Regions from separate parts of the Homo sapiens genome. Here regions 2, 3, 4, 5, 6 and 7 are each linked to region 1. Evidence: chromatin loops called from intact Hi-C (ENCODE). Cell type or tissue: OCI-LY7. All regions are shown on one strand.

Region 1 (4,000 bases):
ATATAATAAATCTGCGCATGTAGCTCTGAACTTAAAAGTTTAAAAACACAAAACAGCCGGGCACGGTGGCTCATGCCTGTAATCCTAGCACTTTGTTAGGCCAACGCAGGCAGATCTCTTGAGGTCAGGAGTTCAAGACCAGCCTGGCCAACATGGTGAAACCCTGTCTCTACTAGAAATACAAAAAGTAGCCAGGCATGGTTGTGGATGCCTGTAATCCCAGCTACTCGGGAGGCTGAGGCAGGAGAATTGCTTGAACTCGAGAGGCAAAGGTTGCAGTGATCCAAGATGGCACCATTGCACTCCAACCTGGGCGACAGAGCAAGACTCCATCTCAAAAAAAAAAAAAAAACAAAAACCAAAAACCAAAAATAACAACAACAACAAAAAAACATCTGATGTATCTCTCAGAAAGCAATATTCCATTTATGTTTCAGGACTGGATTTCTCTATGGGCTTATTGGTGTATATGGGAGACAGAGCACGTTCTAATAAATATTGTCAATATTTGCTTACAACAAATTTCTTTCTTCTTTTTTAAAATTTTCTTTATTTTAGTTTGAAAAAAAATAGAGATGGGGTCTCACTAGGTTGTCCAGGCTGAGCTTGAACTTCTGAGCTCAAGTGATCCTCTTGCCTTGGTTTCCCAAAGTGCTAGGATTATAGGCATGAGTCATTGTACCTAGTATCTCTCTCTCTCTCTTTTTTTTTTTTTTAAATAAAATAGAGACAGAGGCTAGGTGCGGTGGCTCATGCCTGTAATCCCAGCACTTTGGGAGGCTGAGGCAGGCAGATGACGAGGTCAGAAGTTCAAGACCAGCCTGGACGACATGACAAAACCCTGTCTCTACTGAAAATACAAAAATTAGCTGGGCATGGTGGCACATGCCTGTAGTCCCAGCTACTCAGGAGGCTGAGGCAGGAGAACCGCTTGAACTCGGGAAGCAGAGGTTGCAGTGAGCCGAGATCACACCATTGCACTCTAGCCTGGGTGACAGAGCGAGACTCTATCTCAAAAAATAAATAAATAAATAATAGAGACAGAGTATGACTATGTTGCCTAGGCTGTTCTTTAACTCCTGGTCTTAAGCAATCCTCCTGCCTTGCCCCTGCTAAAATGTTGGGATCACAGGTGAAGCCACCATGTCCAGCCTTTTTTTTTTTTTTTTTTTTTTTTGCTTTCTCTCTCTCTCTCTCTTTCATAAATTAGAGATGGAGTCTCACTATATTGCCCAGGCTAGTCTCAAATTCCTGGCCTTAAGTGATCCTCCCACCTCGTAATCTACTTTTTGGGGACTAATGAGGTGTAGCCAAAATACAACATGTGGGAGGCAGTAAATGTAGAGATTAGGAGTAGATTTGGCAAGCCAGACTGCTGTGGTCACACCCCAGCACAGAATTTATGAATCCGGCTCCTCTCCATTCAAATCTCTGCCAAAAATCACCTCCTTCTGGAGGCCCACCATGACTATTCTATTTAATACAGCTTACCCCACTGCCCTATCACTCTCTACACCATTCTCATTTTATTATGCTCAGAGTATCTATTATTCTCCGAAGAAGCATTTCTTGAAATCTAGCTGGTAATCTTCTTTCCTTATTAGAATGTAAGCTCCATGAGAGCAGGGATCTCTCTGTATCAGAATCTGTATTGTGCTTGGTAGGTAGTTGACTCAATAAACATTTCTGAGTGAATGAATATATTATATGGAAATTGAAGAATACAAGCTTCTCCACATAAGCACGTGGCAGAAAAGACAAAAAGAGAGGTAGAGAAAAAGACTCTCTTTTTATTTAAGCTTCCCTCCCCTGTTGAAATCCACTACTCCAAAAAAGGGAGACACTGACCAAAACAGAAACAAAAGAAACTAATTCTTGGTTTTTATGCTTCCTGATAATTTAAGGGATTTTCATAGATAGGTTTGACAAATGCAATTTTTTTGCCTTAGGCACTGGCACTAGAAACTATTAATAAACAAGATTGGCCTACAGAGGGTGCTAGTTCTCTTCAAAAAAGTAAAAGAAGTGCATGCGCTTTTCCACTGGGTCTGGGAAAGAGTTTACAAAACAAGCAGAGACACAGCTTAGTAACAACTAATGAAACGTCTAAATTGCCACATTTTGCTTCATAAAAAAAAAAAAAGGAGGAATCTGTGAAAGTGCCAGAGGCATTCAAAGACGTCCCCTGAGGAAAAGAATTGGCATCATTTTTCAAATGCAAAGAGAAGCTAAGCTAAGAGAAGCATCCATTTAAAAAGTTTTTTTAGTTCTTATTTTTGATAGAGAAGGGGTATCACTATGTTGACTGGCCTGATTTTGAACTCGGAGGCTCAAAGGATCCTCTGCCCCTCAGAGTGCTTGGATTGCAGGTGTGAGCTACCAAGAGAGGCATCCAGAAGTTGAAAAGACTGAATCTGTTGTGAAACAGAAGACCCAGGTCGGGGGAAGTTGTTGCCAGCCCTGGAGGGAGGAGAGGTGACAGGCCTCTGCCACATTCCACCCCCACTTCATGCTGGGACATGGGGACCTGGAGACCTAGTGTGAGATGCCTGTAGACTCTGTAACTGGAGGAGTGTTCTGACAGCTGTGTTTCCTGAAACTGAGTCTTGGTTTCAGAGTTCAGCAAGGGATATGCATGGTGGTGGTAGCGTTGGGACAGAAGCGGGGCACTACTTGAGAGTTTTGAAATATGTAATTTGTCACAGCAAGGACAAGGGCAAGTGAGCCTGGCAGGAGGGAGGAGCCTCTTCAAAGTCTGGATCTGCAAAAAAAATCTTCAGAAGAGGAAATGAAACAAATAAGCGAGTTCTTAAAAAAGCTTTTGAGCTCTCTAAATGAGCAATAGTTGAGGCAGCTTTGATAGTCCAAAGCTAACCTCAAGGCTGGGATTCTTTTATTTATTTATTTATTTATTTATTTATTTATTTATTTATTTATTTATTATTTTGTAGAGATGGGAAGGGGAGGGGTCTCACTATGTTGCCCAGCCTGGTCTTAAACTCCAGGCCTCAAGCAGTCCTCCAGCCTTGGCCTCCCAAAGTGTTGGAATTACAGGCATGAGCCACTGTGCCAGGAAAAGGTTAAGAGTCCTTTTTTTTTTTTTTTTTTTAACTTCAAGGCTGAGATTCTTAATCCTAGTACTCTAGACGTCATATTCCAGTGATCAGATGCAGAATCCATAAGTGCTCTGACAGGTCTTATCATTATGTGTGGTGTTTTCACTTAGTGAGTGCCCTTGTTTTGTCAGTTCAAGGTGGCTTGCTTAGTTACTTTATTGTAATGTTCAATGGCTAAACTTTAAACAAAAATCAATAAAGGGCAAGGAATGAGTTTGCAAAAACTATCAGCCACTTCCCTCAATTTAATTGTAAAATCAATCAAATCTGTTTTTTGGCACAGTGCAAGGAAAACATCTATTTGTCCAATAAACTGTCTCATTGATTAAATGGTTCATTTGGAAGAGATAACAAAAGTCTAAGATTTTAATCTCAAGGAAAAATGTATCTTGCAAACATGTTTTCAAGATCCTGAGATCATATTATTTTCCTTTAAGGATTTGCTTCATCCCAGGTGTTCATCTAATCCTACTTTTGCTATTTTTAATCATTATTCATCTATGTAAAATGGAAAATCTATTTAGATGCTTAAAAGTCAACGTAAGCTCACAAACCTGAATTTCAGCAACTAAAAAGGGAGAAGTAATAATGATTCAGTTCTTACTGGGAGCTACTTTATACACTATTTTATTTGGACCTCATAACAACTATATGAGAGAGAACTGTGCACTCTCTGCCAGGGGTTAGGGTTAACATAAAGCCAAAACCCAGGCAGGTCACGAAAATGAGCAAAGCAGGCCAGTTATGAGTGCTGTCACCTTACAAGGAGGTGGAAACAATGTTTCCGGATCCTGTTTCTTAAGAGAAGCCAAAAGATTTACGTAAAGTCTCCTGATTTTTTTTCAATGGTGGTAATTGATTAAAATAAATATTTCCAATACTGT
Region 2 (4,000 bases), 520 kb after region 1:
AAAAAAATGATTAGGTAAAGAAAAGAAAACAAATTTTCACAATGGGAGAATGTGGCTTATTACTAAGAAATGGCTGATACGTAGTTTCATTGATTTTTTAAAAAAATAGTTCCAATAGCAAAATAATCATAGAAGTTAGATTTTTATCAGGAATAATTTTTATTAAAATCATCTTATTCCAAGTATTTTCTTCTTTTCAAGGTATCACAGATGTCGTAAGAATCTGAATCCTCCAAAAGACAGATGATGCGGAGGTTCCTGGGGGAATCAAAGAGAAATGTGCCTCATTTGCCATTTGAGAAAATGCAGTCTGGTGTATTCAGTAATATATAGTAAAGTAATAATGATAAAATATCTTTTCATATATTAGAATGTGTACTTTTATATAAAGTAATTCTGGATTTGACATTCTCATTTAGAGAAACCTATTTTCTTTTTTCTTTTTCTATTTTAGTGTTTCATTTATGTGCGGTCTCCAATTTAGGACTTTTCCATAGTGCCAAAGCCATACATATTCAGTAGAACATCAATAAATTACATCAGAAATTCAACACTTTATTATAAAACGGGCTTCGTGTTAGATAATTTTGCTAAACAGTAGGCTACTGTAAGTGTTCTGAGCATATTTAAGACAGGCTAGCATTTTCAATTTACAATATTTTCAACTGATAGTAGGTTTATTGGGATGTAACCCTATGATAAGTTGAGAAACATCTCTTTTTGTGTGTCTACTGTGATTTAAGTATTTTTAATCATCAGCCAAGCATTGTTAGTAGTATAAATATGATTAATAAAAATGTGCATGGCTTTCCTGAAGGAGATTTTTTAATTGCCTTTGAGAATAAACTCATAAGGTCTACCAAGAAAATAAATGTTATGATGTTTCAGTTGGCTTCTAGGAAATAATTAAATTAGTGATATTTTAATCAGGTTTTACTATCTGCTAGGCCCCTTCCATCAATTCTTATTAAATTCTCAAAATAATCCTTTGAAAAGGGAGTATAATTACATTTTACAGTGACTCGAACCTTACCCAAACAAGTGGGAGAGCCAGGAGCCAAACTATCAGGCTCCAAAGCTTTTTTTTAGTGCATCACAATGACAAAGGGGTGGTTTTCTTTCACCCAAGAATGTGCTTTCCTGGAAATTTTTCTAGATAGAATATTATGTAATTTGTTTTGAAGGTTTTTTTTCCTGACTGTCTTAAAGATTATGCTAGCTTTAGAACACATGCAAACAGCTGCAGCTCTGTGATTAAAATGTTAAGGTCACTAGAATAGTGTTAGGAAAATGTTAATAGATAATTCTGCTGCCTCTATTAGCTTATGTATGATCCTTAATAGCATTGCTTCCCCTTCAGTTTCTATTTAGGAGGTGAAGAATCTTTTAATAAGGTAGAAAGTTGCTTTATTTAAATTTGTACTGTAGAATGTTTGTGATACAGTATTTGTAAAATTGATATGAAAAATAATTTCTCAAAGTCTATTGTTTGATCTAGTTATTTTAATAAAGGAACTCTAGAAGTTTCAAGTGGCCAGTGAAGTGTGAGGAATAGAGAGTAAAGGAAATAATTAATAATGGTGACCCTCTGTTAAGTGGTTTACTTTTTCCATTAATATAAATTTCATTTGGAAAGATTAAAAAAACAAGTTTGATTGAACTTGATAAATCAGAAATATTTACCAGCTTTGTCGATGGTGTATTCTTGAAAAATGTTTGGTTTTCTTTCAGGTTGACTTATATCCAAAATTCTACAAATTCTTAGCTATGTTATAAATGTAGAAAGAAGTGAAAAATCAAAATATGATTATGAAGATTTTCTTCTCTTCCGAGTACAAAGCTCTGCTAAATAAGGATTTACCCAAGATGCCCACATCCACATACTTATGTGTCAGTGCTTTGGAGAATTAACTTTGACTTTATTCTACTGGAAGTATAGATTAACACTGTGCTTTCTGGGATTTTGCTTTTCATGGGTTGCTGATTTTTAATTTTGCTAAATAAGCACATAGTCCGTGATCACCAGCATCACCTGCCCTCTGTTCCTCCCCCGTCCCCCAGGGATAAGAACCTGTTATCCACCATCAGTAACATTTTATGAAAGATCTACTTATTTGTCTGTTTTGCAGACATTTTAAAATTCGTAAAGTGGGATGCTTCTTTAATTTAAATACATTTAGCTTCATGAAAAACTCACTACACAGTTCTTGTTCAAGCATTATTGGGAAACCACCAGAGGGCACTCTCACCCAGGGCTTAATTTGAACATCTCGCCCAAAAGTGACTTTTAAAAGCACTTAATTAGCAGAGAATTTGGATGTTCATTAGTTGAGAATGACTAGTAGAATAAATGGTAATAGTGAAATTAAGTGCTGGAATATTCTGAGTAGACCAATAGCAAAAACTGATTTTTTTTTTTTTTTAAAGAAAAGGTCTTGCTGTGTCGCCCAGGATGGAGTGCAGTGGCACAATCACATTGCACTGCAACCTCAATATCCTGGGCTCAAGCAATCCTCCCACCGCAGCCTCCCGAATTGCTGAGACTACACATGTGTGCTACCATGCCTGGCTAATTGTTTTAATTTTTTTTATAGAGACGGGGTTTCGCCATGTTGCCCAGGCTGGTCTTGAACTCCTGGGCTCAAAGCGATCCACCCACCTTGGCCTCCAAAAGTATGGGATTACAGGTGTGAGCCACTGTGCCCAGCCTTATTTTTTTTTTTTAAGATAATATTGTTAACATTTTGTATTTCTCTGCATAAATATATTTCAAAAATAAAAATAGAGCTCATAATATATGCTGTTTTGTAATGCTTTTTTCACTTAATAGGAATTTTTTCCGTATCATTAAGTACTCTGATTTAATGGGTGCATATTATTCTATAATCTGGCTTGTCATAATTTAATTAACTCCCTGCTGTTAGACAAAATCATTGTTTCTGTTCCATCTTGTGAATAATGCTGTTATTAACATCCTGGTGGATTATTACCATTTTCTTTTTTTATTTTTTTTTTAAATTTATTTCTTCTTTTTTTTTTCTTATAATCTCATCAGAAGCTGGCAAGATCATTACTGTTTTCTTAGATTTGTTTCTGTAAGTGCAATCGTTGAATCACCATGTCCGGCATCCATGTTTATGTACATTTTTAAAGTCAGTGGTTTAAACTGTATACTTTTTGGGTTTTGGAGATGGAGGTTTGCTCTGCCCAAGCTGGAATGCAATGGCGCGATCTTGGCTCACTGCAGCCTCCACCTCCCGGGTTCAAGTGATTCTCCTGCCTCAGCCTCCTTAAGTAGTTGGGATTACAAGTGTGCACCACCATACTCAGGTAATTTTGCATTTTTAGTAGAGACAGGGTTTCACCATGTTGGTCAGGCTGGTCTCGAACTCCTGACCTCAAGTGTCCACACACCTTGGCCTCCCAAAGTGCTGGGTGGGATTATAGGTGTGAGCCTCCATGCCTGGCCTAAACTGCATACTCCTAACATCAGTATATAGAAATATTTTCTCTTTAGTTCTATTAAAATTTTAAAAAATCTTTATCAATTTAGTAGGCAAAGACTGGAAAATGTTTTAATTTGATCAGCCACTTTAATGTATGTCTCATTTCAAAGCATATAAAGTATACAAGTTTCAGGTCCTAGCTTAAACCTATAAGAGGCCTTATTATGGGCTTATTTCCTTTGCAGCCCTTTACCATAATGTGTTTCTTCTACCTCCCCTGCACAACATTGTTTATATGCCCCCTAAAATGTAACTTCTTTAGATTCTGTTGTTACGTGCAACACTGTATATCTCTCCATAGCACTTAATCAGAGTTTGTAATTAGGCATCTTTTTGTGTGATTATTTGGTAAATGTCCATATCCCCTACTAGCCTATAAGCTCCATGACTTCTAGGTACCCTGTCTGACTACGTGTATCACTGTTTCTACCGCCTAACATTGCCTAGCACATTCATTGCTTCACAGGCATCTGAATATGGTTTTATAAAATACA
Region 3 (4,000 bases), 110 kb after region 1:
AATAACCAGCTCACAAAACTGGAAAACTTAGCAATTGGCTTTTGCAAGCCAGTAGGAGCAGCTCCAGCCCACAAAAGTAATAAAGTATATGCTATCTTGTATTATTATTTTAAATCTTTTATGTCCCCAACTAAATTATATACTTCAGATTATGAAGTTATTTGTCTTAAATACTTCTTTTTATTTACCATGCTGCTAAACACAAATAGGTAATTAACTTCTTTTTTTTTTTTTTTTTTTGAGATGGAGTCTCACTCTGTCGCCCAGGCTGGAGTGCAGTGGCACCATCTCGGCTCACTGCAACTTCCGCCTCCCAGGTTCAAGAGATCCTCCTGCCTCAGCCCCACTAGTAGCTGGGATTACAGGTACGTGCCACCATGCCTGGCTAATTTTTGTAGTTTTAATAGAGATGGGGTTTCACCATGTTGGCCAAGCTGGTCTTGAACTCCTGACCTCAGGTGATCCACCTGCCTCGGCCTCCCAAAGTGTTGGGATTACAGGCGTGAGCCACTGAGCCCAGCTGGTAATTAACTTCTAACATTAATAACGTTTACTCATTGTAAATGTTTTTGAGAGGCCACTAAAATTCACCAATAACAAAATTTAGACTGGGCCCCAAATCTGACCCTTCCTGAATCATATCTTTAACCTAGAAAGTTTATGCACTAAAAAAATTTATCAAAAAAGATATATTGGCTGAGTGAGGTGGCTCACCCCTCTAATCCCAGCACTTTGGGAGGCCGAGGCTAGTGGATTGCTTGAGCCTAGGAGTTTGTGACCAGCCTAGGCAACATGGCAAAACCCTGTCTCTACTAAAAATAAATGAAAAAAAAAAAAAAAGATGTATTACTGACAGTGTAATTGAATCATTTCTGCTACCAGCTATAAGATTGCCTACCATTAAGAGCAGCGGTGACCAGCTTTGTTATCAATGCTGTTAGGAACATTGATTAACTTTCAACCCCAACAAGCAAGCAAGCCAACTCCTATGACTGCTGAAGTGAGCGCTCTAAAAGAGAGAGTATTCTTGGAGGAGGGAGCCCCGTGGTGGGTAAACAAACTGAGAAACTTAGCTAACCAAACTTGCAAGAATGATCAGTCTCTTTATAATTTACGGTTACCAAGAATTGGCATGTAACCCAAAATGTCAACTTATTATCAAGGAGATACTATCATTATCCTACTGATGGAATATCTTCCCAGTAACAATGATATTGGTATTCATTAACCAGGATTCTTCCTTCCCAGAAACAAGGAATCAGATTAGCAATGAGAAGGATATTTGTTGTGTATCAACATGGAGAATTTAAAGGTCTTGAAGCATATATCCTCTAGATATGAAAAATCCAAACGAACTATCTCTCTTCCACAGTGGAGTGTATCTATTTGGTGCAAAAGTAATTGCAGTTTTTGCCATTAAAAGCAATGGCAAAAACAGCAATTACTTTTGCACCAGCCTAGTATCTAATCCCCAGACTATTAATATCTACCAAAGTGTGTCTGTCATCTATGAAAATTACTGGTAAAGTCTGTGAAAATTTTCACTGAAGGTCAGCAAAGGCACTATTATCTCATGCTGGAGAAGTTACAAGTGAATACTAGTACTAGTAACTAGTATTCATTAATACTAGTTAGCTTTGTACACTACAGTTCCATGGCAGAGACAGCTTACTGAAAATATGCCCCAGTTCAGGGTTGGCAAATACATAGCACATGTGCTGTCCCCATCCCTTCCCATACTCTTGGCAGACATCACTAATTGATCACTACACTCTTCCTTCATTGAGTCTTACAGTTCTTCCCAACACAGCTCTATATGCAGCACTACCAATCCTGGCCCTGAGCTCCAGAAGAAGAATTAGGAAGCAAGGCATGTGCAGGTTTCTCACAGGGAGGTTAAGGACTACATGGAACTAAGTGCATTATTTCAAGTTCATTTTGATAGCTTGCTGTTAGAAGGTTAATGTTGTTGCCTGCTGCTCCTTACTGTAAACCCCTAGGTCCTGACTACCGAGGGGATATCAAGGGCTCTATGTTGGCTTTGGTTTTTCTCCTCTCCAGTGTTACAATATGGAGATGCCTACGTCTTACTTACACAGAACGAATTGTTCACCATCATTTTGTCAGTGAATGTATGTTTTAGAAGTCAGTTACTATGGGTGCAGCACACCAGCATGGCACATGTATACATATGTAACTAACCTGCACATTGTGCACATGTACCCTAAAACTTAAAGTATAATAATAATAATTAAAAAAAAAAAAAATAAAATAAAAAGAAGTCAGTTACATATTTAAGCTTCCCTTGGCTCTTTGCCACTTCCACTAGAGGGCGCCACTGAAAAGGAAAGGAGGTAAAACTAAAGGGAAGCCATTTTTCTCCTTAGTGCCTTTCTGTTGCCTCTGCTCAGCCTTACCATCCAGAAGAGGAAGTCCTCAACCAGTCTGCACAGCCTCTGGTGTACCACGGACATAGCACTCTCCACACAAACAGAAACATCTCTTGCTATACTTGCCCTTCTCCTCTGATCCCAAACACCCTTCATTCATCTCAATCACTTTCCCATGGACTTGTTTTCCTTCTTTCATTAGAACCAGAGCTCCATGAGGGCAAAGCTGGTCTTTGTCTTCCCATACCATTATGGTGCCTGGCACAGAGTAGGTCTTCCATACACAGTTGTGTGTTACAAACCTCATGTGCTGAAAAATCACAAGCCTCTTATTCAAGGTGACAGAAATGGAAACCACACCACCTTATTAAGTCGTAGCAAATTTTCCACAACTTCATAAGCATGTGCTTGGACCCTGCTTTCTAATTCTTCAAACCAGGAAATAACTCCCACATGGGCACTAGTGTTCTGCTCTTCTACACAGTGGAATTAAGCTTCTTAACTCCGCATCTATAAGGTTTGATACAAAAGGAAACTCTATTGTCATTTAACCTGACGTTCTAGCAGTTTTCCTTGAAGTTCTCACAGGAGAACTTTGGGGACAATCCTCTCATCAAAATGATTTCTAGCTGCTACCCTTCTCCCACCTTGAAATTCTTAAAGTTTCTTGCCCCCTTGTTGACTTTAATTATGTTCTTCCAATAGCCTTGTAAAATTGAGCAAGTTCCCGACAGCATTTTGAAAGGCCCTGTGAGCTCCCTGGTCAGCATTTTCAATCTCTAATTATAAATCTGCCTGATGGCTTTCACTTAATACTTCTAAGGTGGGGCTGAGGGTAATTGATGGTTTTGAAGCTAGCTCTTTAATAGCAGCCGTCAATGTATCAAGGCTTAATTTCTTTCATGATCTCAGAGAAGTTGCTGCAAGTGGTGAGGAACTTATGTTATCATCCATCCTAGGAAAACAGAGAGATTTTATTAGAGTGTAGTGAAATATTTATAAGAACATTAGAGCTTGTGGGACTCAAGAACTGACTTCACCTCAAACTTTCATTTGCATACTTGCTTCCAGGGAAATCTATTATGGGATGGCCTGGATATATCACTTTAAAAATCCTGCTTTTAATGAACAAATGAGAAAAGGTGAGTAGTTTTCTCTAGAAAGAACATTTTTCTCACCCACTGTCTTCCCGGAAAGATAAAAATATGCTCAAAATATAGCATAGAAATAAAGGGACTATTTTGAAACAGAGACGAAAACATTTTAACTCAAGAAAGAAACGTCAGTGATGATGGAGGATTTCCTTAACAAGAAGAAGAGGCTTCACTGTTTGTTCACAAAGAAACTCGGTCTCTCAGTCTTTAGTTGTGACTTTCTGTTTTACCGAACTATTATTTTAATTGTGGCTTCTCTGTGTTCTCGTTGCCTTCCCGTAACATTTCCATGTTACTTTGTTGGTACTCATTGTCCTTCTGACAAGCCATGTCAGTCTCTTCCACACTGCCTCTTCCATCAAATGTATACTACAGTACCTTCATTAGCCCATTATAGATGCTATGTTTATTCATTCATTCAACAAACATGTCTTGTGGGTCTACTATTGGCCAGAT
Region 4 (4,000 bases), 410 kb after region 1:
TGGGATTACAGGCGTGAGCCACTACACCTGGCCTTAATTTTTGTATTTTTAGTAGGGACAGGGTTTCACCATGTTGGCCAGGCTGGTCTCGAACTCCTGACCTCAAGTGATCCTTCTGCCTCGGCCTCCCAAAGTGCTGGGATTACAGACATGAGCCACAGCGCCCAGCCAGAAATACTAATTTTTGATCAGTCCTTGCCGCTGATGAAGTAAATGACAATAAAAACTTCACAGAAGCAGGAAGATAGTGAGTTGGTATGGGGAGGGGTATTGTATTTAATTAGATTTAAGTAAATAGCCAGAGTGTAACTTGTATTTATATACATTTTGTTATAAAAAGGTAAACATTTTATATTTCATCTTTTTTTAATAGGCTGGAGTCAAAGGAAAACTAGGCAGACTTCTGGGCATATTTGAGGTGAGTTAAAAAGTAATCTTCACTTTGCTGATAATAGAATTAATGATTTCTTCCTAACCAACCAAATAATGTGGCAGCAGCCTGAACCAGACATTTCTCTCAGACTAGCAGTAGGCAGTCAGTCCAGGATTAGGTAGGGAGGGAAGTAAAAGCCACTTTTTCATATGCCACCACTTTTATTTATTTATTTTTAATTAATTTTTTTTAAGACAGAGTCTCGCTCTGTCGCCAGGCTGGAGTTCAGTGGTGCAATCTTGGCTTACTACAACCTCTGCCTCCCAGATTCAAGCAATTCTCCTGCCTCGTCCTCCCAAGTAGTTGGGACTACAGGCACGCGCCACCACGCCCAGCTAAGTTTTGTATTTTTAATAGAGATGGGGTTTCACCATGTTGGCCAGGATGGTCTCCATCTCTTGACCTAGTGATCCGCCCACCTCGGCCTCCCAAAGTGCTGGGATTACAGGCGTGAGCCACTGTGCCCGGCTGCCATCACTTTTATATAGCATTATTATGGTAGTGATTACTTCTGTTTGAAAATACAGTGGAGCTGATACTGAAATGTTTATCTTAATCCACTGTAGACTGTTTAGGGTATAGATCTTTTAGGAGGTACAATATTTTTAGTATGACCTAAGAGCTTAGGTCTCATGTGTTTTATCTGGAAATGTCCCCATTGCCCTTAGCAAATATTATATGATACACCTAGTGACTTAAAGGATTGTACGAAGATATAAATCTCAGGTACATAGAACAGATGCTAAAAGAATAGAATTCTCTTTCATATATTCTCTTATTACTGAAGGCAGAATAGAATTTTCAGGGAGGGAATTTGAATGTGATAGGCAGTCTCTGGAAGCCAGGGAGAAAGGAGGTCCAGATGTATCTTCATCCAAGATTCAGACCTAGATACACAGTATACCAGAAACATGGTCACTTTCCTTTTTTCAGGGTGCTGTTTATAGGTTAGTACAGCCTTTATAGTAGAACCATATAAATTTTATTTTTAAGCCTTAGGAATTCAGAAAAAATCCCGATTTTGTAGCACTTGGTAGAATTGATGATGACTTTTACCGGAATACAGTAATTAAGAGTAAAGTTGGCCGGGCGTGGTGGCTCATGCCTGTAATCCCAGAACTTTGGGTTGGCCAAGGCAGGAGGATCACTAGGTCAGGAATTCAAGACCAGCTTGGCCAATATGGTGAAACCCTGTCTCTACTAAAAATACAAAAATTAGCCGGGCATGGTGACGCACGCCTGTAGTCCCAGCTACTTGGGAGGCTGAGGCAGAATGGCTTGAACCCGGGAGGTGGAGGTTGCAGAGCGGCACTCCATCTCAAAAAACAAAGAGAAAAGTCGTTCAAGTAGAATTCAGTCTTTTCCAGAATTCAGCAGTTGCTTCACCCAGTTAAATAGCACCATCTCCTGGTTAAACTGAAAAACATACTGAGGTTTTTACAAATAACACATTTGTCAATATGCTGACAAGGTGTTTGAAGAAAATGTCTCACATTATAAATAAAGCTTAAATAATATGGGAAGGTAACAGTATTAAGTGCTTTACAAATACTGTTTAACAGCACACGTCAATCAAAAAATACCTTTCCCCTTAGAAAATATAAGGGAAAATTGGATTGCCCTGCCCATTCATCCCAGTGATTTTTGTGAATTTGTGAATATAGCATAATAAATGTACTGATTTGTGAGACATAGAAATAAAACAACTGATTCTTAAAAATAATGAATGATGTGTTAATTGACAGTTGCCTCTAATTTATTGTTGTTTTTATTCCTTCTCAGATATAAAAAGATAATCCTTCCCAGCTGTAAAAACCCACTGTTTTGAGTAGATTTTTCAGGTTGTTTGTGGCCAAAATCAGGACAATTATCTAAAGTCGTGGACTATGGCAAAGAAGGCTAACTTTAATCAGGATGAAGGAAGGCCAACTTGTTTAATTTTTAACCCAGAAACAAGCTCAGTTGCCTGTTTTATTTAATTTATGTTTTTTTTTTTTAGATGGGGTATCATTCTGTCATCCAGGCTTTAGTGCAGTGGCATGATCTGGGCTCATCGCCACGTCCGCCTCCTGGGCTCAAGCGATCCTTCACTTCAGCCTCCCAAGTAGCTGAATTACAGGCATACAACCACGCCCGGCTAATATTTTCGTATTTTTAGTAGAGACGGGGTTTCACCATGTTGGACAGGCTGGGCTCGAACTCCTGACCTCAAGTGATCTGCCCGCCTTGGCCTCCCAAAGTACTGGGATTACAGACGTGAGCTTCTGCTCCAGGCCATGGGCTATTCTTTATGTGCACCTTGATAGGCCTGCAGGAGGAGTGCTTAAAGGAACTGGTGCTGTTTGCTCTTACAAAGGTCCTAAAGGAAGCAGTTTTCCATGTCATTGAAAGGTTGTCAGGATTAGCCCCAGGGAAGAGGGGATAGGATAAAAACTATGGGAATGCAGGTCTATTATTTTAATAAGATTGCATTCAACTCTTAAGATTTTCTTTATGAAAATAACATCAGATAGGCCAGGTAAGGTGGCTCACACCTGTAATCCCAGCACTTTGGGAGGCCGAGGTGGGTGGATCATGAGGTCAGGGTTTAAGACCATCCTGACCAACATGGTGAAACCCCGTCTGTACTAAAAATACAAAAATTAGCCAGGCGTGGTGGCGTGCACCTGTAATTCCAGCTACTCGGGAGGCTGAGGCAGGAGAATCACTTGAACCTGGGAGGCAGAGATTGTGGGGGAGCTGAGATCACGCCACTGTACTCCTGGGCAACAAAGCGAGACTCCCTGTCTCAAAAAAAAAAAAAAAAAAAAAGAAAAGAACATCAGATATATAGAAATAAGTGTTTAAAGTTTAGTACTGGAGGCTGGGTCCTCATACCTGTAAGCTCAGTTTTTGGGAAGGCCAAAGCAGGAGGTTCCCTTGAGGGCAGGAGTGGACCAGCCTGGGCAACATCTCCAGACTTCTACAAAAAAAGTAGTATTGAGAGCCAATTTCACCACCAGTAATGATGAAGCTCTAGTTCTAGTCTTCTGTTTAACTTTTAAATGTTTTGTCTTATATAAAGTCACTTTTGTGTTGGACTGTACAACTGAATATACTTGCCTGTGCTGGGAAATACGCTATGCTAATCAGCAGTATGCCAGACTAATTTTTTTCCCTTGGAAAATGTGTCCATGGCTAGCTCCTGTAGATTAAAATGCATTTCTTTTTATATTCAAGCAGAACCAAGACCGAAAGCACAGAACATATGTTTATGTTCTAACAGTCACTGAAATATTAGAAGATTGGGAAGATTCTGTTAATATTGGTAAGTTCCCTTTTGTTATCTGAATACTCTGTTCTAACAGAAGATTGGGAAGATTCTGTTAATATAGGTAAGTTCCCTTTTGTTATCTGAATACTCTTTGCTTATATTCCTGTGTCCAGTTTCCATCCTAGATTTTTTTTTTTTTGGTCACTTTTCATTTAGAGCAGGGAAGATAATTCAAATGTAGAGATGCATATTCATCTTAATTATTCCCCAACATATTGTTGTCTAAGTCATTTATCGGGGAGTAAGTGGACATT
Region 5 (4,000 bases), 430 kb after region 1:
AAATTTGTAAGATAAAACAAACGGGCTCCTTTTTTGGGATCACTAATAAAGCAAGTCAATTCTTCATTATGTACACAACTGTAAGTTACTTATGAGAATCTGCAAGTTCACCCTCTATATATATAAGTGGGCATTTTTATTTATCACTTTTTTTGTAGAGATGGGTTTCTCTATGTTGCCCAGGCTGGTCTCCTGCCTCAAGCAATCTTCCCGCCCTGGCCTCCCAAAGCAATGGGATGACAGACGTGAGCCACCACACTTGGCCCAATAAGTGAGCATTTAAAAAATGTTACCACCAGCCTGGGCAACATAGCAAGACCCCATCTCTGCAAACCAAAAAACTAAAAAAATTAGCTGGGCATGCTGGCATATGACTATAGTCCTAGCGTACTTGGGAGGTTGAGGTGGGAGTACTGCCTGAGCCCAGGAGTTCAAGGTTACAGTTAGCTGTGATCATACCACTGCACCCCAGCCTGGGCGATAGTGAGACCTTGTCTCTTAAAAACAAAACAAAACAAAACAAAAAGTTAATTATCATCAATGGACATTTTCAAGTGCATACCCCTTGCTTCATTTTATCTGTAAGCCCTGTGAATTTTACTACATGATTTTGTATAACATAACATTCTTAGAAACATATAATGTCTCATTATAGTAAAACTGACTGCCTATTTTCTAGCTGGGATTAGAAATAGAACCAAAGTTTTGCTCAAGCTCCCCATTACACTACTTCCTTACAAATCATAAGGCCACCTAGAGATACACTAAGATAAAAATGGCTGATGAGTACTTTTCTCCACAGCACTGCTATCCAACAGAAATATAATACAAGCCACGTAAGTATTTAAAAATTTTCTAGTAGCCAAATAAAAAAGTAAAAAGAAACAAGTAAAATTAATTTTAATATATTTTATCTAAAAATGTATTCAAAATATTATTTCAACATGAAATCAGTATGAAATTAATGATGTATTTTATCTTTTATCATAGCCTTCAATGCCCACTGTGCAAATTACACTTGTAGCACATGTTAATTTAAACTAGTCATATTTCAACTACTCAACAGCCACATGGAATGATTAGTGGCTCCCAAATTAGTCTGGAGAGTGAAACACAAGACAATCATGTTATAATGTTACTGCCTGGTCATTATGAATAATTTAATTTATTTCATATAATAGGTAAAATTTTGTACAGAAACTTTAAAGCATCACTATTTTCCCCTCAAAAAATTCTATACAAAAAGTAATGTCAGGCCGGGCGTGGTGTCTCATGCCTATAATCCCAGCACTTTGGGAGGCCGAGGCGGGCAGATCACCTGAGGTCAGGAGTTCGAGACCAACATGGAGAAACCCTGTCTCTACTAAAAATATAAAATTAGCCAGGCCTCGTGCTGCATGCCTGTAATCCCAGCTACTCGGGAGGCTGAGGCAGGAGAATCACTTGAACCTGGGAGACGGAGGTTGCAGTGAGCCGAGATCGTGCCACTGCACTTCAGCCTGGGCAACAAGAGTGAAACTCCGTCTCAAAAAAAAAAAAAAGTAATGTCAGAACATTTGACATCACTAATAACAGAAATGCATGTAACAACAGTTGCTGTTTGCTACACTCACAAGATTGTGTTTGAAAAAAATTTATGGCAATTTCAAAACACATTAAATGAACAAAAATTAATTCAAACAAGCTAACTGAATGATGAAGTAAAGAGTTCACTGAGGAACTATTTTAATTTTTACAGTACACACTACCCCCTAGTGGACATAAGACATCATCTACTTATTTCACCACCTTTCCTTTGCAAATGAAAAAACTGATGCTCTTAAAAGTTACTGTACCCAAGTTTGCTAAGCTTTTTAAACTTACATTATATGATCACTCCTTGCTTTGGTAAAACCAAACCAAAGTTAGCACCTACCTAAACACGTCCTTGAAAAAGACCTATAGATTCCAACAGTAAATAAAATGAAAATAGCTTAAGAAAACTAATAAAAGCAAACCAAGCAAAGCTAAGACAATTTTGTATTCCCTTTCTGCTTTCACCTCTTGTGCCTATCTTGCTCCTAACCACTTAGACTCCCCCAGATAAGCTAACTGGGTCCATGAGAATTTCCTGAAAATGCCTATCCTAAAGTCAAATGGAGAATAATGATTCTCAAGACACACCCCTCCCTTGTTCTTTCTTTTCCCTTCTACTCCCACATATTTAAATCTCAAAATTTCTTAGGTGGCAGATTCAGAGAAGGAAAAACGGAAGAAAAATCTATTTCTAAGATTCTGCGTACCAAAGACTAAATCTCAGAGTACTTTAGACCAGAGTATTCCTTTTTTGGGAAAAGCTTTATTTATGGGTTGATAGGTAACAAATAGGTAAGTACTCTCTATTCCACTTGAAGTAATAATGAACAGATGGGGCCAGATGACTTGGGCTAGAAATCTCTACATCCTAATTTTTTCCCTCAAACCTAGACCAGATCAATATTTCTGTGAAGCTCAGTGAAAAGGAATGGAGACTTGGGAGCTGGAGGGACTTCTGAAAGTCAAAGTATATATAATCTGAGATACATCAGAATGTATCTCAGGTCTGAATTAGTCTAAAAGTTTCTCCCTTGTACTTCCAGTTTCCTGTTCATTACCACCTCTCCACTTACTGTAACTACGCACAATAACTGCTGGTTTACTTCTCAGACCCTAAACTATTTGAAGAGAGGAACCCCAGCTAGTAAATGGTGGTAAATTCTAAATAAATGCTTGCTTGGTGAACGAACATCTGCAATGCTTAGGTACCACCCAGAGCTGATGAGGAATACTGTATCTGCTGTGTTCATTGGTAAATTCCATCTCAGGAACAGCATTTAAGATTATTCCAATCACTGACAATGACAATGGACAAAAATCAGAATAATCCTACTAACAAATTGTCCCACCAAGAAGAAAAACTGTTAAGCTGAATTCCTTTATTTCTTGTCTATCTTGCCTCCCCAATTCTTCTGCCCACTAAACACATCAGGTTGTATTATAGTCTGTGTATATTTTCCTCCCCACCAGTCTGTAAGCCCCATAAAAGCAGGGACCACATGCAATTATCAAGCACTGTCCCAGATATACAGAGAATCAATAAAAGAAAATCTCGGGTAACAGTTAAGAACAAACTATGCCAAATACTGACTTAAGTGCTACATATGTATTAGCTCATTTAATCCTCATACTCATTTTACAACTGAGAAACAAAGAGTAATCGACCAAAGCTAGTGAATGACAGAGTGAAGATTCAAATCCAAGCTGCTGGGCTCTATTCAGTCTGGTTTCAGGATGTGTTTCTTAATCTTTTTCTTTCTTTTTTTTTTGGGGGGGCTGGGGGGACAGATTCTCACTCTGTCACCCAGGCTGGAGTGCAGTGATACAATCTCAGCTCACTGCAAGCTCCACCTCCCGGGTTCACACCATTCTCCTGCCTCAGCCTCCAGAGTAGCTGGGACTACAGGCACCCACCACCTCGCCCAGCTAAATTTTTTGTATTTTTAGTAGAGACGGAGTTTCACCGTGTTAGCCAGGATGGTCTCGATCTCCTGACCTCGTGATCTGCCGGGCCCGGCCCATGTTTCCTAATCTTGATGGTATACAATAAAGACAATTAACTACATAAGCAGTAAATGTCTAATGTTTGGCAGGGACAGTAAACAGCACGGGAGTTAAAAGGGCTATTTTCAACCCTTCATAATCGTGAAGTGGTGCTTCATGAAAAAGGTAAATTTAAGCCATAATGTCATAAATTTTTTTTTCTTTTTGAACTGGTAACCAGAAAAGTATAGTCTTATTAAGATAAAAATAGGAAAAAAACTGATTTGATTGAAAAATTGGTATATACTATTTTGACTTGGAATTATCAGATGGTAAACCATTTTGCCTATCTTTGATAGTGCATGAGATCAACATGCTCTAAAATGTTTCGTGACTTTGAAATATAAATTTACTTACAAATGTTTACTCATTGCTATTTTGT
Region 6 (4,000 bases), 200 kb before region 1:
AAAACCCCAACTTGAAACTAGCTAGTTGGTCAGAAGTTCTGGAAGCCTGGATTAATGATTGGTGTTTGGAGTTGTAGGGAGCAGTCTTGGGGATTGAGCCCCCAATCTGTGGGATTTGATACTATCTCTAGGGAGATACTGTCAGAATTAAATTGGAAGACACACAGTTGGTGTCTGCTTCTTGGTGTGTGTGGGAAAATCCCCATATGTTTGGTCACAGAAGTCTTCTGTGTTGATGATTGTTGTGGTGTGAGAGTAGGGGAAAAACACAATTTGAGAGAGTTTTTCCTGAAACAAATAGGAAGGATTATTTTGTCATGGAATAAAAATAATAACAACTTCACAGCTGACAACCTGATCAAGTGAACAAAAAGAGAAAATTCAGCCAAACATAGAATGAGGCTCTATCCTGAGAAAGCACACTGTCCTCTTCTCATCTATATCGTAGAAGTAGTGATTGTCATTTAACATAGTCCATAGTTGTTGACTGTTTTAAAGCCCAAGTATTTTGAGAAGAAGAAGTTGGGGAAAGGGGAAGCTTTTTCACTCATGACACTTCAGTTGGGGATAAATATGGTAACAGGTAGATAATGGGTATGGTAGGAACCTTGCCACTCTCAGCTGCTACTGCGAAGAATCAGCAGGGTAAGAGATCCAACTGATCTCTTCCATCAGATCTGGAAAAAGCTGATCTTTCTTATTCTGGAGATACAGCTCCTTTGAAAAGGAGGCAGAAAACGTAATTTAGCAAAGGATCCTTGCTGAGTAGGCTTGTATACAGCAAGTACTCAGTAAAAAAAAAAAGAAAGATGAAATAAATAAATAAAGATCTTATTTATGAGGATTCTTAAGCTTCCTGAAAGTTTACTTCTTACCAGTAACCCAGTTACGTCTTTCTGATATAAATTAAATCTTAATTTTCAATGACTGCCAGTAGAACACTAAACCCCTTGAGGCTTTTTTCAGGGAAGAATTAACATCAGCTAGTTCTTCACTAATCCAGCACCTAACCATTAATTGAGAACACTGCTAAGACAGAACAGGAGGGTACAAGCTGGTCTTTGACTTAAGGGAGTTGAGTACATCGCCCAAAAAGCAGAACAGCCATGTAAAATGGAAGCTACACAGGGCAGGAGAGTATACGCTATGTGCCAAATGCACAGAAAAACAGTGAGTGTGAGATGCTGTGGAGTGGGGTTTACAGAAGGCTCTATACCACATGTGGGAACTGACCTATATGTCACAAAGGGTGAGAGTGATTTCACATAAAAAAGGAGAAAAGTTGACAAAGTCCAGTTCAAACAGTCTACAGCAACTATAATTAGTTAATAGAGATCCTGATCTAATGTTTAAAAATACCAACGCTTGCTAGAGCCTGGAAAGCAACCCTAACCTCTAACCACAAGATTTCCAAAAAGCCCATGGTTTAAATAACAGCCTATAAAATGTTAAACTCACAAAACCCAGTGACTGATTTTTTAAAGTCAAGCTCAAAATTTGGACTGCTCCATGAAATCCTTTCTGAACATGCCAAGACATGTTTTCCCCTGCCTCTGAACTTTCATCTACATCATTCAATGACATAGATGAACATTTATACTGCCATGCATTTTAAATGTTCTTTTCATCTTTCTTATTGCAGATTATAATAATATTGCATATTATTTCCTCTGCTCAGCATCTCTTCCCTCGGAGAACCCTCTCTCCCATTCCATGGTTTTGTTGGGACTATCTCTAACCCATCTACTCCCCTTGAAATAGGCAAATCCCTAAATGGATCAAATACCAACCTTGACCCTGATTATGCCAATCACATTATAGCACCCCAGTAAACAAATGATTTCTGCAGTGTTCCATGGTAGCTGTTGTTTTTGTCTATTCAGCAAGTTTTCCCATACTTTCTTAAAAAAAAAAAAAAAACTTCATATTTTTAGTTGTTTTTTCTTGATTTCTGATGAAATGATATAGAGTACTAGGCTAAGAAGATTTATATTTAATTCTAAATCTATTATCCTAGAATTTTCACTTCACTCAGGGTGTAAATTTTACAGTTAAATTCTACCTCTACCTTTCCTGGACAACAAAGAGTGGTGTACAGCATAGCCAATCTGAAATATCCAGTCAACAAACTTAAGTACTTCATAAATAATCCAGCAGATGGGGCTAAAGGCATAGATCAGGCCAGGCTACCTTCCATTCTACTGGTGTCTAGGTATATACACTGTTAGCCCATGCTCTACACTGTCAACCCATGGTAGATAGCCTTGAAGTAGTTAGGTATCATGTTACAAGGCTCTGAATCTCTCCTCTTCTCTCTCTTATACACAAGACCATCCAACATCATTGAAGCAAAAGAAAAATAATAACTGATAGCCATCTCTTATCCTAGTCTATAAATATCATCTGAACTTCCCTAGGAATTGACTATTTTTTTTAATTAGCTTCTTAAGTAGTTCATACACTTCTCATTTTAAAAGCATTTTATATAAAATTTACCAATCTTTTATTTTGTTAAAAAATTATAGTGAAATGATGAAAGAATGGCAGACTTTGAATCAGAACTAAGATTTAACCATGGTTCTGTTATTGTACAGCAGTAGGCCTGTCTTCTCTGCAAAAGGAAGCACTGGGCCTGCTCTCTTTGGCAAAAGCAAGCTTTGGAATAGAGGATCTATCCAAGGTCCCTTAACAGTTGTAAAACTCTATGGCAGCCTTGTCCCTCAGCTTTCTCTTTTTGCCCATATTTACATTTGAGTTATTCTTTCATGTATGAAATTATTAGTACACAACATAGCTTTCAAGCATAATAAAAATCGCTGGCTTAATGAAAGAATATCAATCAAATCAATTAACATTGATTAATTTAATGTTGGTTCCTGTTACTAGCTTATGCTTTGGGTAAATGACATCCATATGGAAAGAGTGTGATTTCTATAAGACTTTTCCAATCAAACATTAAGTTTCATCTCTTCTATCATTTAAATATCCTTCAAATTCATCCACTTTTCTCCATCCTTGCTATTACCAGCCCACACCACCATCGTCTTGCACTTAGACTACTGCAAAGTCTTCTGGTCTTCAGATTCAGCCCTGTTTCTCATTCCTCAATCTGCAGTGAGTCATTTGCCTAAAATACAAATGTAAGTAACTCCCTTTAGTGGTTCCTCACTGTTCTTAGGCTAAGCCCAAACTCCTCCACAAAGCTTCCTTGACTTTCAATACTTTCAATAGTGTTGTAAGGTCAAATAATAATAATTTAACACTACCTAAATCTTGTGTGGTATTTTTTCTTAATAACAACTATTGCTAATTTTTACCTCCAGATAAACAGATAGATACATAGATAGATACATAGATATTCTACTGGCACTATGAAAATTCTTTCACCCAATTTCCTATCTCTGTCAAATCCTTGCAGCCAGGTATGGGTTCAGTCCTTTTGTTTCTTCTCTCTCTCCCATTAATCTCTATTTCATCCTCTTTAATGTTCATCCCAGTTCTAATCAACTCATACCTCGACTATTAGAATTTATGGAGAAAGGAAGTTAGTAACCTCTTAACTCATCTCTCCACCACTAGTCTATCCCAGGTCCAATCCAAGCTGTCTGCAAACCACTACCAGGTTGTTTTCTAAAGTACTATTTTCTTCATTTTACTCCTCTATTTAGACTTTTCACTTTTTCCCCTCAAATATAAAATCCAATCATCTTTGCTAGGCATCTAAGATACTTCACAATTTAGATCCAACCTTTTAAACCTTAATTCCAAACATAAACTAGTACGCCAGCAAGGCAATTATGTTAACTGTCTGCTTGCTTTATTCATTCTCACTATGGCACCTTTTCTCAAATGTGCCCCTGAATAAAATGACCTTTCTCCGGAGTCTCTGTGTATTCAAATTCAGGACCTAATCAAGTCCCACCTCCTTCATAATTCCTTATAACAGCCTATGGATAAAATATATGCTCCCTATCTAAATAAAACATTTTAATATTCTTTC
Region 7 (4,000 bases), 90 kb after region 1:
ACAGAAGAGCAATGTAAAGGTGTTGAGGTAGAAAGAATTGGAATGTTCTAAGAAAATCAGGGTGTCAGTCTGGTGGGACCATGGAAACAAAGAATGGAGAGTAGAGGGAGATGTAGTCAGAGAGAGGACAGGCACCAGATCAAATGGGTCTTTATATGATAATAGCTAATGTTTATTTAGCACTTACTTTGTGTCAGATGCTATTCCAAGTAATTTTTATGGGTTAGTTATTCAATCATTATGCAACCCTATAATTAAATACTATTATTATTCCCACTCTTCAGATGAGGGCACTGAGGCCCAGAGAGGCTACATAACTTTTCCAAGGAGCTCTAGTTGTTAAGGGGTGGAACGTAGATTTGAACCCAGGCAATTTGGCTTCAGAGTCTCGGTTCATAACCACTTTGTCATAGGACCATCTTGTGATTAGATGTTATTGCAAGATCAATAAGATATCAATGAAGGGCTTTAAGCAGAGGTGACAGGACTTGTTTTGTATTGTTGAGATGATCACCCTAGCTGCTGCATGGAGCAAAAAGGGAGGCAGAGAAACCAGATGGAGGCCATTATGGAATTCCAGCTGAGAGAAAGTCATGGTGTGGATGAGGGAGGTAGAGGTGAAACAGACAGAAATAGACACTGTTAGGATACCTTTTTGAAGCAGAGCTGTAGGGGTTTGCTGACACCTTGGATGTGGAGGTGAGGGGAGGGGAGGAACTCAGGCTCACTGCTAGGTTTTTTACTTGAGCCATGTGTCAAGTGGAGAAGACATCTAGTGAGTTGGGGGAAGAACAGGGTGTAGAGGGGATATGTGTTGAGTATTTGAATGTCTAGCATCCATTTCCCTAACAGCACCCCCATTTCTTGTTAGGGAACACCACCTCCTTTTTTTTTTTTTTTTGAAGCTGAGTTTCGCTCTGTCGCCCAGGCTGGAGTACAATGGTGCAATCTCGGCTCACTGCAAACTCTGCCTCCCGGATTCAAGCAATTCTCCTGCCTTAGCCTCCCAAGTAGCTGGGATTACAGGCGCCCGCCACCACATCTGGCTAATTTTTTTGTATTTTTAAAGAGACGGGGTTTCACCATGTTGGCCAGGCTGGTCTTGAACTCCTGACCTCAGGTGATCCGCCCACCTCGGCCTCCCAAAGTGCTGGGATTACAGGCATGAGCCACTGCGCCCGGCGGGAACACCTCTTTCTTATGAGTTATAGTCAAGCCGAGAGGCCATACATGATTGAGATAGTCCAATCAGGTAATCCTTTCCTGGAATGCGAATCTGAAGAAGGACAAAATTCAGTCCCTCCAGGAGCTCCTAACAAGTTTTTTCTTTTGCAAGGCATTTGCTGTGCTTCCTAGTTCCAAGTCCAGGACTCCAGCCTGCCATCAATTCTGCGAGTCCCAAAGCCTTCCAGCACATTCTGCCTGCCTAAGTTAGCCAGTGCCAGTTCTTCTTGCTTGTAAGCAAAGAAAGTACAGGTTGGGGATAGGATAGGGTAGAGGTGTGATGCTCATAATCAAGAGATACATTTTGGACAGGGTAAGTGTATTAGTCTGTTTTCACGCTGCTGATAAAGACATATCCGAGGCTGGGAAGAAAAAGAGGTTTAATTGGACTTACAGTTCCACATGGCTGGGGAGGCCTCAGAATCATGGTGGGAGGTGAAATGCACTTCTTGCGTGGTGGCGGCAAGAGAAAATGGGGAAGATGTAAAAGCGGAAACCCCTGATAAAACCATCAGATCTCGTGAGACTTATTCACTACCATGAGAACAGTATGGGGGAAACCACCCCCATGATCAAATTATCTCCCACTGGGTCCCTCCCACAACATGTGGGAATTATGGGAGTACAATTCAAGATGAGATTTGTGTGGGGACAACAGAGCCAAACCATATCAGTGAGATTAAGATGCCCATAAGACGAGTCAAGGAAGCTGTTTGATATATGAACCTATAGTTCAGGGGTGAGGTCTGGACCAGAAAGAAAGAAATTTGGAAATCTTCAGCATATACATAGTATAGTTCTGTGTGGGAAAATATGCCATATCTTTTGCTAAAAGGATCCTGATTTTCTTTCGGGGAAATATCCCTCCTTCTTGGCTAAGAATCATGACAGGCTGTTAATCAAAGTTCCAGATTCTCCTCTAGCCAAGAAGTAAGGAGAAGTCTCAGGCCTGAACAGTCAGCACAAGCCATTTACCCAGTCGTAGTGATTATTCAGGGCTATGCAGATAACCCAGATCATTTCAATAAGAATTAGCCAAAGGACTTTTAGTGGAACAATAAGGAAGGAAAAGTTGTTCTTTACAGAAGAATTGCTAAACTGGTACAGTGCAAGCTTGGAGCTACCAGAGCCTTTTTTTTTTTTTTTAAACCACCTTGGGACTGTAGCCTAATAAGAATGAGACCAACACAACACAACAGGAAAAAAGACCCAAGTAACAGAGGGAGAGAGGCCACGTGCTGATGCAGCATTGAGGCCCATGAGGCTGTCAGTCCTGGAGCTAACATCACAATTACATGAATCAATGAATTCCCATTTTTGCTTCAGAGTTGAGTTAGTTTCTGCTACTTGTAACCAAGTGGGTTCTGACAAGTACAAATGGCATTTAAATGAGTAAGATCACACAGGAGGAAAATGTAGCTAGGACTGAGCTGCAAAACACTAATAATTAAAGCTCCAGTAGAGGAGGAGGAGCCAGCATTTTGGTTAGATTGTTTCTTGTCTTTGATGACAATTGGGACCAGAAAGGTAATGCAATGTATTGTATCGCTGAAAGAAAGAGAATCTGTTAGCAGAGTATCGCAAATTTTGTTTAACTGTCTGATAGGTACAAAAAGGGCCTTATGTTTGCAAATTCCCAATATAAAAAATTCGCTTGTAGCTTAGTGTTGGCACGTTATTCCTGTGTTTAAAAGTCAGTACCTCATTGCTGAAGAGCACCATTGCTGCTGAGTCATGCCATCCAAGACAACTATGGCTACCTGCCTTTTCTTGGCACCCAGCATTCCGAGATGCTGGAATTCAGTGATTTTGGCGAAGACAAGTCAGACATGTGCGGACTGTTGGTAAATATGCACCAGCCCTTTGTGGCTTGACTGCCCAAAGTCAGGGAAGAGCTTGGACTCGATCTCTGCTGGCCCCTGAATTCATTTTGGATGAGGCAGGTTGGTGTGTGCTAACCAGGGTCCCCGTTCCTAACAATAGCCAGACTGGCATCGTTGGCTTCAAAATGGATTGTTCTGGCTCCCAAGTCAAAAGCGGCTCTGCACAAAACTAATATTTTGAGCAAATTGTACAGAGTTGTGCACAGTGGAATGATGAGTTTTACCCAATAGGGAGTGCTGAGACAGCCAAATGGTGGCTCTGAAGTGAGTGCCAGGAAGCTGGTCTTGGGGATGGGAGCAGAGTCATCATAGAAATGGATGAATGGCAGGGACTGCAGAAACAATCAAGTAAGAGTCTGCAATTAGAGGAAAGAGTTTGCTCTTTTAGCCAGACACAAGAAGACAAAGGGAAACTCTTCCTTTTGCCACACAGGAAAGAAAATGTGGATTTCAAGTTGTTTTATTCTGGGTTAGTAGGCTCTGAGAAGCACTTAGAGCCATCCAGCCAGCCCATGCTTTGAAAAACTATCATCATTGACTCTGTGAACACAAGGCTCATTGATAAACAGCACAATGATGCTCTTAAGTACTCAGGCACTGGAGCCAGACTGCCTGGCTCACCACTTCCTTCCTTAATGTTCCTGCGCCTCAGTTTCCTCACCTATGAAATGAGGATGACCATGAACGTGGGAAGCATTATGTTAATGAAATAAGCCAAACACAAAAGGGCCAATACCGCACGATTCCACTTATATGAGGTGCCTAGAATAGGCAAATTCCCACAGACAGAAAGCGGAATAGTGGTTACCAGGGGCTGGGGGGAAGAGGGGGAGAATGGAGTTATTGTTTAATGAGTATAGAGTTTCTGTTTGGGATGTGGAGAAAGTTCTGGC

Evidence for each region. A loop is a pair of places that touch in the nucleus more often than their neighbours do. Peaks named below come from ENCODE experiments on the same cell type or tissue, not always from the same donor. Only the 100,000 strongest peaks of a DNase experiment are listed, where the experiment ranks them.
Region 2: it touches region 1 in a loop (7-fold over the local background); 9 of 110 quality-filtered maps call a loop at or near these places.
Region 3: it touches region 1 in a loop (8-fold over the local background); 10 of 110 quality-filtered maps call a loop at or near these places.
Region 4: it touches region 1 in a loop (5-fold over the local background); 85 of 110 quality-filtered maps call a loop at or near these places.
Region 5: it touches region 1 in a loop (7-fold over the local background); 67 of 110 quality-filtered maps call a loop at or near these places.
Region 6: it touches region 1 in a loop (9-fold over the local background); 31 of 110 quality-filtered maps call a loop at or near these places.
Region 7: it touches region 1 in a loop (2.5-fold over the local background); 9 of 110 quality-filtered maps call a loop at or near these places.

The regions. Positions count from the first base shown.
Region 1 is chr12:92,985,487-92,989,486 of GRCh38, forward strand. No RefSeq gene overlaps it. Among named protein-coding and RNA genes, the nearest start is that of LINC02413, 3.3 kb to the right of the region's middle. RefSeq lists an enhancer at 2,754-2,803. In OCI-LY7, CTCF peaks have their summits at 1,989 (motif pointing right) and 2,190; DNase peaks (open chromatin) are centred at 2,015 and 2,735; H3K4me3 peaks cover 1,052 bases; H3K27ac peaks cover 1,996 bases.
Region 2 is chr12:93,500,975-93,504,974 of GRCh38, forward strand. MRPL42 (mitochondrial ribosomal protein L42) reads left to right here. Exons shown (of 6, transcript NM_014050.4): 6 at 202-4,000. The coding sequence ends at 247. Among named protein-coding and RNA genes, the nearest start is that of MRPL42, 35 kb to the left of the region's middle. In OCI-LY7, CTCF peaks have their summits at 2,226 (motif pointing right) and 2,452; a DNase peak (open chromatin) is centred at 2,257.
Region 3 is chr12:93,095,872-93,099,871 of GRCh38, forward strand. The region is part of intron 3 of LOC643339 (a long non-coding RNA gene); the gene reads right to left. LOC105369908 (a long non-coding RNA gene) reads left to right here. Exons shown (of 4, transcript NR_188219.1): 2 at 244-365; 3 at 3,462-3,532. Among named protein-coding and RNA genes, the nearest start is that of LINC02412, 76 kb to the right of the region's middle. RefSeq lists an enhancer at 2,462-2,711. In OCI-LY7, a CTCF peak has its summit at 2,327 (motif pointing right); a DNase peak (open chromatin) is centred at 2,380.
Region 4 is chr12:93,395,116-93,399,115 of GRCh38, forward strand. NUDT4 (nudix hydrolase 4) reads left to right here. Exons shown (of 5, transcript NM_019094.6): 3 at 374-418; 4 at 3,656-3,740. Among named protein-coding and RNA genes, the nearest start is that of NUDT4, 19 kb to the left of the region's middle. In OCI-LY7, a CTCF peak has its summit at 1,853 (motif pointing left); a DNase peak (open chromatin) is centred at 1,836.
Region 5 is chr12:93,417,864-93,421,863 of GRCh38, forward strand. All of the region lies in intron 1 of UBE2N (ubiquitin conjugating enzyme E2 N), which reads right to left. Among named protein-coding and RNA genes, the nearest start is that of UBE2N, 22 kb to the right of the region's middle. In OCI-LY7, a CTCF peak has its summit at 1,771 (motif pointing left); a DNase peak (open chromatin) is centred at 1,748.
Region 6 is chr12:92,783,124-92,787,123 of GRCh38, forward strand. All of the region lies in intron 22 of EEA1 (early endosome antigen 1), which reads right to left. Among named protein-coding and RNA genes, the nearest start is that of PLEKHG7, 82 kb to the left of the region's middle. In OCI-LY7, a CTCF peak has its summit at 2,158 (motif pointing right); a DNase peak (open chromatin) is centred at 2,178.
Region 7 is chr12:93,075,824-93,079,823 of GRCh38, forward strand. All of the region lies in intron 3 of LOC643339 (a long non-coding RNA gene), which reads right to left. Among named protein-coding and RNA genes, the nearest start is that of LINC02413, 87 kb to the left of the region's middle. In OCI-LY7, no CTCF peak of the experiment used is centred here; no DNase peak of the experiment used is centred here.